Regions from separate parts of the Homo sapiens genome. Here region 1 is linked to region 2. The links are chromatin loops, found by intact Hi-C in ENCODE. Cell type or tissue: Calu3. All regions are shown on one strand. Each heading gives the region's core, and the rest is flanking DNA. Links, peaks and the distances in the headings are about the cores only.

Region 1 (5,646 bases), core at 379-5,378, 50 kb before region 2:
TAATCCGGAATCCCAGCTTGGTCTGGGCTGCACTCCCTGGGGGAAGAACTCAGAAAGGAAGGAGCTGTGTGCTCAGGTGACACCTCCTCCCTGGACTCTGTCCTGCCGCAGCACCTGCTGCCTTCAGCAGACCAGGCTGAGCTGTTCCCACTGAATGCACCCTTAGCCCTGTGCTCCACAAGGGGCCTGCAAAATGCAGGATCTCACTAAGCTTAAAGAAAACCAGGAATTTCAGAGACGAACAAGAAAGAGGAGTGCTCCTCTGAAGTGAATCAGTCCCTGCAATCCAGCACATATTCGACGAGGTATGCATGCAAGTGTGCTTTGTTTGAAGAGCCCTACTTTAAGATGGGAAATGTGTATGAGGACAGAGGAATCTTCCCGTTTACAGAACAATTCCCTTCTGCCTTCCCCCTTCCTTCCCTCTCATAGCTGGTTAAATGAAAGGGGCAGAAGACTTTCAAAGTGTGTTAAAAGCCAGTGTTCTAAATAAGCCATTTTTTTTTTCCTTTTAAAATGTTCTTTTTTGGTATTTGTTTGGCATGCCGTAGTCCTTGGTAAAATTCTTTCAGAAAATTTCAGGAGATCTCAATTTACTAAAGGGAAAGAGAATTGCCCCATGGCTTCATAATAGTAGAATTCAAAGTCAGAGAAATGGTGGCTTGGAAAACCTAAGGGAAAATGCTGGGGACATTTTCCTATATACACTTTTAAAGTTCAGAATAACATGCTCACAGAAAATTGCAGAAGTCAAAGTATATGGTTTGAGAAATATTCATGTAACCACCATCCAAATAGACAATTACCCTCCTCCCAGTCATGTCCATACCCTTCCAGCATTACAGATTAATTGTGCCTTGTTTTGAAATATCAACTAAAAGTGGGATCGCACCAAACGTATAATTTGTGATGGCTTCTTTTGCTCAATGTTATGCTGGTGGATTCACCACATTGTTAAGTATGGTAGCATTTCACTCACTTTTAATGCTGTCAAAAGAATGCATTTTTTTTCTTTCAAAGTGTTAATACTGGTTATCTCTAGGTGATGGAAGTTTCTTTTATCAATACATAATAGTTGTACATATTTTGGGGGTACATGTGACTTTTTGGATACCTGCATACAATGTGTAATGATCAAATCAGGGCAATTGGGATATTCATTACCGCAAACACTTCTCTTTATATTGGGAACATTCACAAGAATACATTTTTGACACGCATCCATTGCAATCCTGAGGCAGGCAGCCCGGGCCTCTCTGTGAGAGATACTGCACCAGACCCAGGCGGCACAGCTCACAGCCCTGTTCTTCGGGACCTTAGAATCACAACGGCAGAAAACATAAAAATAGCCCCTCAAGAACCAGAGCCAGGTCCTGAGTTTAACTGAGGTCAGGAGCAATTTTGCAACCCCCTGGCTATAATCTAAAGTAATGCTGTGGAGAAGCTAGAGGTTGGAAATTGCTTTTTTCCCCATGGGGTCAGCAATATCAAAATCCCGGAGGAAAGAAGGTGTGTGTGTGTTGTGTGTGTGTGTGTGTGTAAGTGAATGTGTATGTGTGTGAGCATGTGTGTGTGTGTGATGGGCTGAACAAAATTAATATGTTGAAGTCCTAACTCCTAGTACCGGAGAATGTGACTGTATTCACAGATAAGGTCCTTCAAGTGGTAATTAAATTAAAATGAGGTCATTAGGATAGGCCCTCATCCAACATGACTGGTATTCTTATAAGATGAACTGTGGACACAGACACACACAGAGGGAAGACAGTGTGAGGATGCAGGGAGAAGCTGACCATCTACCAGACAAGCACAGAGGACTCAGAGGAAGCCGATCCTGCCGACACCCGGACCTCAGACTTCCAGCCTCCAGAACGTGAGAGTCAATTCTTGTGATTTAAGCCACCCAGCGGGCCGGACTTTGTGATGGTCGCCTTGGCACATTGATACAGTGTGTGTGCATGCATGTGTTTCATCTTTTCTTACCAGACCTAAAATGTGCTTTGCAGGGAGCAGGAGCTTGGCACACCTGCGGAATGTAAGTGCTGTGTGTAATTGGTGACTCAGGCAGGAACAGGTGCTCACAACTGACATTCCCAGGCCCTCCTCTCCCACCTTGGTTTGGAGGCCTCCTCCAACCTGCACCTCACCCCCTCCTCTCTCAGCTGACTGCCAGCTGCCTGGACTAAGCTGGCTGAGCTGTGCCAAATTGAGTGGCAGCTCTGAACAGATGCAGGCCTGGCAGGCTCCCTGGGGGCATCTGGAGGGGAAAGAGAACCATCCTGAAATGGCAGGAAAAACACTTCTCCCTGGCAGCGCAGAGCAGATGGGGGTGGGGCAATTGCCAAACAGGCTTGAGAGAAACAAAAGATGCTTCATGCAATACGACTCAATTCAAAAAACGGAAACAAAACAGATTCATCTTCCTCACCATCAAAACTCTTTTGACAAATTGAATCAATGAATAGAATCTTTTCTCTTTTCTTTTTTCGCCCATGCTGGCCTCAAACATTTGGGCTCAAGAGATCCTCCTACTGAAGCCTCCCATGGAGCTGGGGCTGTAGGTACAAGCCACTGCACCTGGCTTCAACTAATAGAATCTTTATCCTAATTTCAGGTCCCTTTAAGAACAGCCAGTGAAAAGGGTAAGCAGGAGACTCACACTAGATGTGGTTGACATCTTGGATCAGTAAGGAAAGAGTAGCCAGAAGCAAGGGGAAAGGCGTATCCTTCCTCCTTTTGATGGTTTAGTTCTAATATGTATTGTGACAAACAACCTCAGGTGTTTGAGTGAATTTGTGGCTCTGTGGGAGGTTTTGTGTAAGAGTTCAGGCCCTCAGCTGACAGGTGCCCCCGAGGTCCCTCTATCAGCACGTTGTGTTAATAAGTAGCAGTGGCTTCTGTATGAAGAAAAGCCCCACCCCGGGCTCAGCCACTTGAGTTTTAAGAATGCGTAATCACTGCCTTTGTTTTCTACAAGAGAGCTGGCTTTAGGTTAGGTCAAAATTCCTGTGAAGTTAGGAATTTCTACATCCAAGTTAATCCTTACAAAGTGTGTTACTCTCCTCTGTACTCCTACAACCTCAGGATAACCTATACCTCTGAGATAGGAGTTCAGCGTCTGGTTTCACAAGATATAGGTCACAAAGACCCCGTGGATAAAACATGATGCTGTAAAGAAGCTGCCAAGGCCGGGTACGGTGGCTCACGCCTGTAATCCCAGCACTTTGGGAGACCGAGGCGGGCAGATCATGAGGTCAAGAGATTGAGACCATCCTGGCCAAAATGGTGAAACCCTGTCTCTACTAAAAATACAAAAATTAGCCGGGCACGGTGGCGGGTGCCCGTAGTCGCAGCTACTGGGGAGGCTGAGGGAGGAGAATCACTTGAACCCGGGAGGCGGAGGTTGCAGTGAGCTGAGATTGCGCCACTGCACTCCAGCCTGGCAAGAGAGTGAGACTCCATCTCAAAAAAAAAAAAAAAAAAAGCTGCCAAAACTGCCGAATCCAAGATGGCAATGAAAGCAACCTCTGGTCATCCTCACTGCTCATTACATGCTAATTATAATACATTAGCATAGTAAAAGTTCCACCTGCTCAGCTCATGACAGTTAACAAATGGCATGGCAACATAGGAAGTTACCCTATATGGTCTGAAAATGGGAGGACCCCTCAGTTCTGAGGAATTTCCCACCCTTGTCCTGGAAAACTCATGAATAATGTACCTCTTGTTTAGCATATGATCAAGAAATAACCATAAAAATAGCCAACCAGTGGCCTGCGAGGCTGCTCTGCCTATGGGGTGACCACACTTGTATTCCTTTACCTTCTTAATCAACTTTTTTTTACTTTACTCTGTTGGCTCACTCTTGAATTCCTGTGTGAAGCCAAGAACCAAGATAGCCTCTCAGGCTGAACCCCAATTTTGGGGTTTGCCCTGTGACACCTCCACATCGAATACACAAGACAATTTTTGACATGTCTGTATGCGTTTCTTCTGTAAGAGTTCAAGAAATGGGAAGACTTTCTAAAAGCAGTTACATGTTTTGAATTGGTGCCCAGTCCAAAACGCTGACAATACCAAATGCTGGTGAGGACTGAAACTGCCCTTGCAAAATTATGACAGTGAGAGAAATCTAACATAATTGACTCCATCTTGCTTCTAACCTTCAAGCTATCCTTGCTCTTTGCTGAGTGTGGGCCAAACTAACCTTGGGACAAATTTTGTTTATAGTTTAAATGATAATAGCCCTTCCCCAAAACTAAACTGCCCTTGTAAAACTAATGAAAGACCACTAGGTTAGGAGGATGAGAGGGGCCTGAATTCTACTAAGACGTAGGCATAGGTTAAAAATTACTAGCTATTATTCCAGAGGTCAGAAGATTTGCAACTTCCCCAATTACCCCTGTACATAACATCACTATTGTAGAACCTAGGATTGGCCTTTTGAGATGTCTTTGCAGACATTTGCATTTCTGATGACTGGATGGCCCCACCGAGACCAGTGACTCCTCTGTGGGCCTCACCCAAAAGTGAACTCAATACTTAAGGACCATTTTTCACAACCCTATGATTGTATCCCCAACGATTCAGCAGCACCCATACCCTACTTCCCTGCCCATCAAACTATCTTTGAAAAACCTCAGCCTCCAAATTTTTGAGGTGATTGATTTGAACAATAACTCCGTCTCTTGCGTTGTGTGGCCAGCCTCGTGTCAATTAAACTCTTTACTGCAAGAGTATGGTCTCAGTGAATTGATTTTGTCTGTGCAGAAGACAGGAAGAACTCGTTGGGTGATTACAGGATGTGGAGCAATGGGAACTCCACAAAATTCAGTGTGTTCTTACAATAGGATCCAGCAGTTAGCTCCTTGGTGTTTACCTAAATGAGTGGAAAACTTATGCCCCACAAAAACCTGCACACAGATGCGTTGATGAAAAAAGCCAAACTTTGTAAAATATTTGAAAAGGCTTATTCTGAGCCAAATATGAAGACCATGGCCCATGACACAGCCTCAGGAGATCCTGAGAATATGTGCCCAAGATGGTTGAATTACAGTTTGGTTTTATACATTTTAGGGAGACAGAAGTTACAGGCAAATACACAATATATTATGTACATGTAAGGTATACTTCAGCCAAGAAAGGTGGGACATCTCAAAGCAGGGGCTTCCAGATCATAGGGAGGATATAAAGATTTTCTGATTGCTAATTAATTGAAAGAGTTAAGCTTTGTCTGAAGAGTTGAAGTTAGCATAAAGAAATGCTTAAGTTACACTAAGGGAGGTTGTGGAAGCCAAGGTTCTTGTTATGTAGATGAAGCCTCCAGGTAGCAGGCTTCAGATAGAATAGATGGAAAATGTCTCATTGGATCTTTGTTTTTTATACTTTAAGTTCTGGGGTACATGTGCAGAACATGCAAGTTTGTTACATAGGTATACACATGCCATGGTGGTTTGCTGCACACATCAACCCATCATCTACATTAGGTATTTCTCCCAATGCTATCCCTCCCCAGCCCCCCACCCCCCGACAGGCCCCAGTATATGATGCCCCCCCACCATTTTCCATATGTTCTCATTGTTCAACTCCCACTTATGAGTGACAACAGGCGGTGTTTGGTTTTCTGTTCCTGTGTTAGTTTGCTGA
Region 2 (5,646 bases), core at 306-5,305:
CATTGCTTCTGTAAGTTGCTCCAATACCTCAAAGGGCCACAACTTCTGATTAGAGGGCTCCATGTATCAAAGCTCTGAACGATGTATGTTTTCCACGATTGCTGTCCAGAAATGCCTAAGCTAATGATATTTTCTCCCAAGCAGGAGAAATGTGCTATTAACCAACTTGACCAGACCCAGGGAAAGAGGTTGTCAAAAGATGTCAGGCAGACAACCCTATGCAGAAGAATGAAACTAGACCCCCTATCTCTTACCATACACAAAAATCAAATCAAAATGTCATAAAGACTTTAATCTAAGACCATAAAGTAGGAAATTACTAAAAGAAAACATTGGAGAAACGTTCCAGGCATTGGTATGGGTAAAGGTTTTTTTGTGTAAAACCTCAAAGGCACAGACAAGTAAAACAAAAATAGACAAATGGGATTACATCAAGCTAAAAAGCTTCTGCACAGCAAAAGAAACAATCAACAAAGTGAAGTGACAACCCACAGAATGGGAGAAAATATTTGCAAACTATTCATATGACAGGAATTAAAAACCAGAATATATAAGGAGCTAGAACAACTTAATAGCTATATATATATATATCTATAGATATCTAGATATCTATATCTATATATATATCTAGATATCTATATCTATATATATATCTAGATATCTATATCTATATATATATCTAGATATCTATATCTATATATGATTTTAAAATGGGCTAAAGATCTGAATGGACATTTCCCAAAAGAAGACCTACAAATGGCCAACAGGTATATGAAAAATGCCTACCAGCACTGATCATCAGAGAAATGTAAATTAAAACCTCAATGAGATATCCTCTTACTCCAGTTAAAATGGCCTTTATCCAAGAGACAGGCAATAACATGCTGGTGAGGATGCAGAGAAAGGGGAACCCTCACACACTGTTGGTGGGAATGTAAATTAGTACAGCCACTATGGAGAATGGTAAGGAAGTTCTGCACAAACTAAAAATAGAACTACCATTTTGTTCCCAGACCAAACAGAGGATCAGGCTGCTATTTCTCATGGCCCAGTAACGAGATGTAGATGAACTGGGGAGGAAGAGAGTTTTTATTTCTGTAACTGGTTACAGGGAGAAGGCCTGGAAATTGTCGCCAGACCAACTCAAAATTACAAAGGTTTCCAGAGCTAATATACCTTCTAAGCTGTATGTCTACGTGTAAGTGTGCATTCATCTCAAGACATAAGTGATTAACTTCTTTTAATCTGTAACTAAGGTCTGAGTCTTGAAGACCTTCCTCTGGAGCCTCAGTAAACTTCCTTAATCTAAATGGGTCCAGGTGCTGGGGTGATTACTCTTCCCTTGTCTCCTGCTAAATCATGGAGGTTTGGGGAGTTTCTTCAGACCCCCAATAAACTTGTTTGTGGAGGGCTGGGGAGTTTCTTCAGACCCCTAATAAAACTTGTTTAATCATGCTTTAAGGTTCAGGAAAGGCCTGGGCAAAACTCTTGGTGGGCTTTTGCAACATTCCAGCCTTTGTATAAGGGCACTGGCTTTTTTTTAGCTTTTAATATTTAACTTAACCACTCAGTCAGTACTGAAACAGTTGTTATGGAGGCCTGTGTTAGCAAGACCTGGCCTGCCACAATATGATCCAGCAATTCCTCTACTGGATACACAGTCAAAAGAAAGGAAATCAGTATAGCAAAGAGATAGCTGCATTCTTATGTTTACTGCAGCACTGTTCACAATAGCCATAATATGAAATCAACCTAAGTGCCTGTCAAGGGACAAACTGGATAAAGAATATGTGGTACATATACTCGATGGAATACTCCTCAGCCATAAAGTAATGAAATCCTGGCATTTGTAGCAACATAGATGGAACTGGAGGCCATCACATTAAATGAAATAAGCCAAGCACAGAAAGACAAATACTGCATGTTCTCACTTGCATGTGGGAGCTAAAAACGTGGATCTCCTAAAGATAGAAAGTACTTTGGTGGTTACCAGAGGCCTGGAAGGGGAGAGAGGGTGATGAAGAGAAGTTGATTAATAGATATAAAAATGCAGCTAAATAGCAGGAATAAGATCTAGTGTTTGACAGCAGGGTGACTATAGTTAACATTAATCTATTGTACATTTCAAAATACCTAGAAGAGAATAATTCAAGCGTTCCTAGCATAAAGAAAAGAAACATTTGAGGCAATGAATATCTCAATTACCCCAATTTAATCTTTACACATTATATGAATGTATCGAATTATCATATGTACCCTGAAAAGATGTGCATCTATTATGTATCAATTTTTTACAGTCAGGCAACTTTCTGTAATGCAGAGCCGGACCTGGCCACCAGAGGCTGAAGAGGTGTGGTGGTGGCAGCTGCTGCAGCTCCTGCTGCCTGTGGCAGGAGCAAGCACAGGAAGAAGCTGGGAGAAGGGCCAGAGACCCACAGAGACACGCGGCTGTGCTGCGTCAGCCTGTGTGGGCGCTCCAGTGGAGTGAGTCGCCAGTGAAGGACTGAGATGAATCAGTAGCTGGGGTGCAAGTCTAGGGGCCAAGGAGCCTGAGTGTGGAGGCCCGAGGGTCTGCAGGACCTGGTAGCATGGCTGTGGTGAGATGGGGTGAAGTGGGCTCATGCACAACTGGAGAGGTCTTGTGTTCTAATAAAATCACAAAAGTAATCGATGTTCAGTGTCAAAAATTCAAACAAAACAGAGGCATGAGAGTGAAACTAAAGGTTTCTGCCCTTCTCTGAAAGCAATTTCTCTTCTTCTCCCAGTGAGAAACTGTGAGCAATCTGCTGTCTACCGTTTTATTCTAGGAAATCTGTAGACTTTATTCCCCCTAGTCAGATGTCACACGAAATGTTATATTCCCTTTTTTCCTGTGTCTTTTTTTTGGCAGTGATAAAAATACATAACTTAAAACGTACCGTTTTCACCTTAAGCACACAGTTCAGTGGTGTTAAGTGTAGATGCTCCTTGACTCACTATGGAGCTATGTCCTGATAAACCCGTGGTAAGTTGAAAATATTGTAAGGTAAAAATGCAGTTGACACACCTAGGCCAGGCATGTTGACTCACATCTGTAATCCCAGCACTTTGGGAGGCCAAGGAGGGAGGATCTCTTGAGCCCAGGAGTTCCAGACCAGCCTGGGCAACATAGCAAGACCCATATCGCTACAAAAAAATTAAAAATTAGCCAGGCATGGTGGCATGCTCCTGTAATCCTAGCTACTTGGAAGGCTAAGGCAGGAGGATCACTTGAGCCCAGAAGTTTGAGGCTGCAGTGAACTAGTATTGCACCACTGCACTCCAGCCTGGGCAACAGAGAAACCTTGTCTCTCTCATATATATATATATGTGTGTGTGTGTGTGTATACATATATATGTTAGATGTGTATCTATCTATATATGTAGATAACACACACACACACACCCCTAACATACTGAACGTCATAGCTTAGCCTCGCCTACCTTAAACGTGTTCAGAACACTTACATTAGCCTATAGTTGGGCAAAATCATATCCCAAAAATGCTGGCAACCCAGTGCGCCGCAGAGTGTCGGTTGTTTACCCTCGTGATTGTGCCCCTGACTGGAGCTGTGGCTTGCTGTTGCTGTCCAGCATCATGAGAGAGTACACCGCTGCACACACTAGCCCAGGATAAGATCAAAATTCAAAATTTGAAGTACGATTTCTACTGAATATCACTTTTGCACCATCACAAAGTTGAAAAATCATAAGTCAGACCATTGTAAATTGGAGACTGTACATTCACAGTGTCTTGCAATCATCACCACCATACATCTCCATAACTTCTTCATCTTCCTGAAGCGAAACTTTGTTAAACAATTGTTAAATAATAACTGTCCATTGCCAGTTCCTGGAAAGAAACCACCAATACACTTTCTGTCTCTATGAATTTGACTACTCCTAAATCTCATATAAGTAGAATCATACAATATTTGTCCTTTTGTGACTCGTTGATTTCACTCAACTTACGTCCTCAAGGTTCATCCATGTTGTAGCATGCTTCAGAATTTCCTTCCTTTTAAAGACAGAGTAACATTCCATTGTATGGTTTATTTTGGACACACGGGTTGCTTCTACCTTTAGGCTTTTGTGAATGATGCTGCTCTGTGAACATGAGTGTACAAATATCTGTCCAAGTCCCTGCTTTCAGTTCTTTTGGGTGTAGCCTCAGTGGAACTGCTGGATCATATGGCAATTCTGTTTAATTTTTTGAGCAACTGCCATCCTGTTTTTCACAGTGGCTGCACAATTTTACATTCCCATAAAAAATGCACAAGAGTTCCAATTTCTCTCCATATCCTCACCAATATTCATACCTTTATAATAACCATTCTAATGATTGTGATGTTGTGTCTCATTGTGGGTTTCATTTGCATTTCTCCAGTGATTAGTGAAGCCAGGCATCTTTTCATGTGCCTTTTGGCTGTTTTCATATCTTCTGTGGAGATGTTATGTCTATTCAAGTCCTTTGCCCATTTCTTAATTGGGTTAGTTTTTTTGTTGTTGAGTTGTAGGAGTTCTTTATACATCCTAGATATCAATCCCTTATTAGATATATGATTTACAAATATGTTTTCCCAATCCATGGGTTGCCTTTTCACTGTTGCTATTATCTTGTGAAATTGTCTGCCACAAAAGTCTTAAGTTTTGATGAAGTCCAATTTATCTACATTTTCTTTTGTTACCTCTGCTATTGGGGCCATACTTAAGAAAACATTGCCAAATCCAGTGTCATGAAGGTTTTCCCATATGTTCTCTTCTAAGAGTTTTATAGTTTTTTGTCTTACGTTTCAATCTTTGATCCATCAAGTTTATTTTTATATATGGTATAAGGTAAGGATCCAACTTCTTTCTCTTGCATGCAGATATTCAGTTTTCCTAGCACCACTGTTGAAAAGACTATCCTTTCCCCCATTGCATGGTCTTAGCCCCTGTTACTTGTACAAAAAATCTAATTAAATCTGAATCCAAGCCCCCATTCCCATCACTGGGGCTTCCCCCATCCCAGAATGGCACAAAGATCCCTGGATATATACCAGCCAAGGAGGTCTTCATCTGCTGTGTGAGCCCACAAGGTCCCTTCAGGTCAGGTGGCTTTGCTGAAGCTGTGCCAAGTTTGAGGCAGGGCATTGGCAGCCTTGACAAGCATAGGTACCTTGTTCTCTTGGGGCACATCGGGTTTCACCCTCATCGAAGTTTGCTACTTCCTTGAGCAATATGAATTTTCCCTCTTATCTTGTCTAAGCCCCTGCCTCCTGCTCCATTTTAGTCATAGGGAAATCTCTTGCTTTCCCTTGCTACTTGTTACCATAAGGCATTCTCTCTCTTCTCTGACTCTCAAAGGCACGCCCTAGTGTAATCTCTTCAGTGATCTGGAATTTTACACAATACAGGAAGACCTATTGACTTCTAACAGCTTCTGTTTTCTGCCCTGTAAAACTCATGAAGCAAGAAATTACTAAAGACCTTGAGGTAGGGGGTAAACAGAGAACAACGCACAAAATAGTATAAAACACACACACAAATAAAACAGGATTACAAAGTTGATCCTACCATACATAATATTCTCCAGCTTGCTTTTTAAACTAAAGAATATATCAGACAAAGCTTTTCTTCTCAATTAAA

The links. Peaks named below come from ENCODE experiments on the same cell type or tissue, not always from the same donor. Only the 100,000 strongest peaks of a DNase experiment are listed, where the experiment ranks them.
Region 1: a loop joins it to region 2, with 2.1 times the contacts of the local background. A loop is called at or near these places in 1 of 110 quality-filtered maps.

Annotation. Positions count from the first base shown.
Region 1 is chr1:230,515,811-230,521,456 of GRCh38, forward strand. No RefSeq gene overlaps it. Among named protein-coding and RNA genes, the nearest start is that of LINC01737, 77 kb to the right of the region's middle. RefSeq lists enhancers at 1,685-2,220, 2,755-3,290. In Calu3, for the core only: no CTCF peak of the experiment used is centred there; DNase peaks (open chromatin) are centred at 2,101 and 2,901.
Region 2 is chr1:230,565,809-230,571,454 of GRCh38, forward strand. All of the region lies in intron 1 of LOC107985357 (a long non-coding RNA gene), which reads right to left. Among named protein-coding and RNA genes, the nearest start is that of LINC01737, 27 kb to the right of the region's middle. In Calu3, for the core only: a CTCF peak has its summit at 2,366; DNase peaks (open chromatin) are centred at 2,363, 3,073 and 5,173.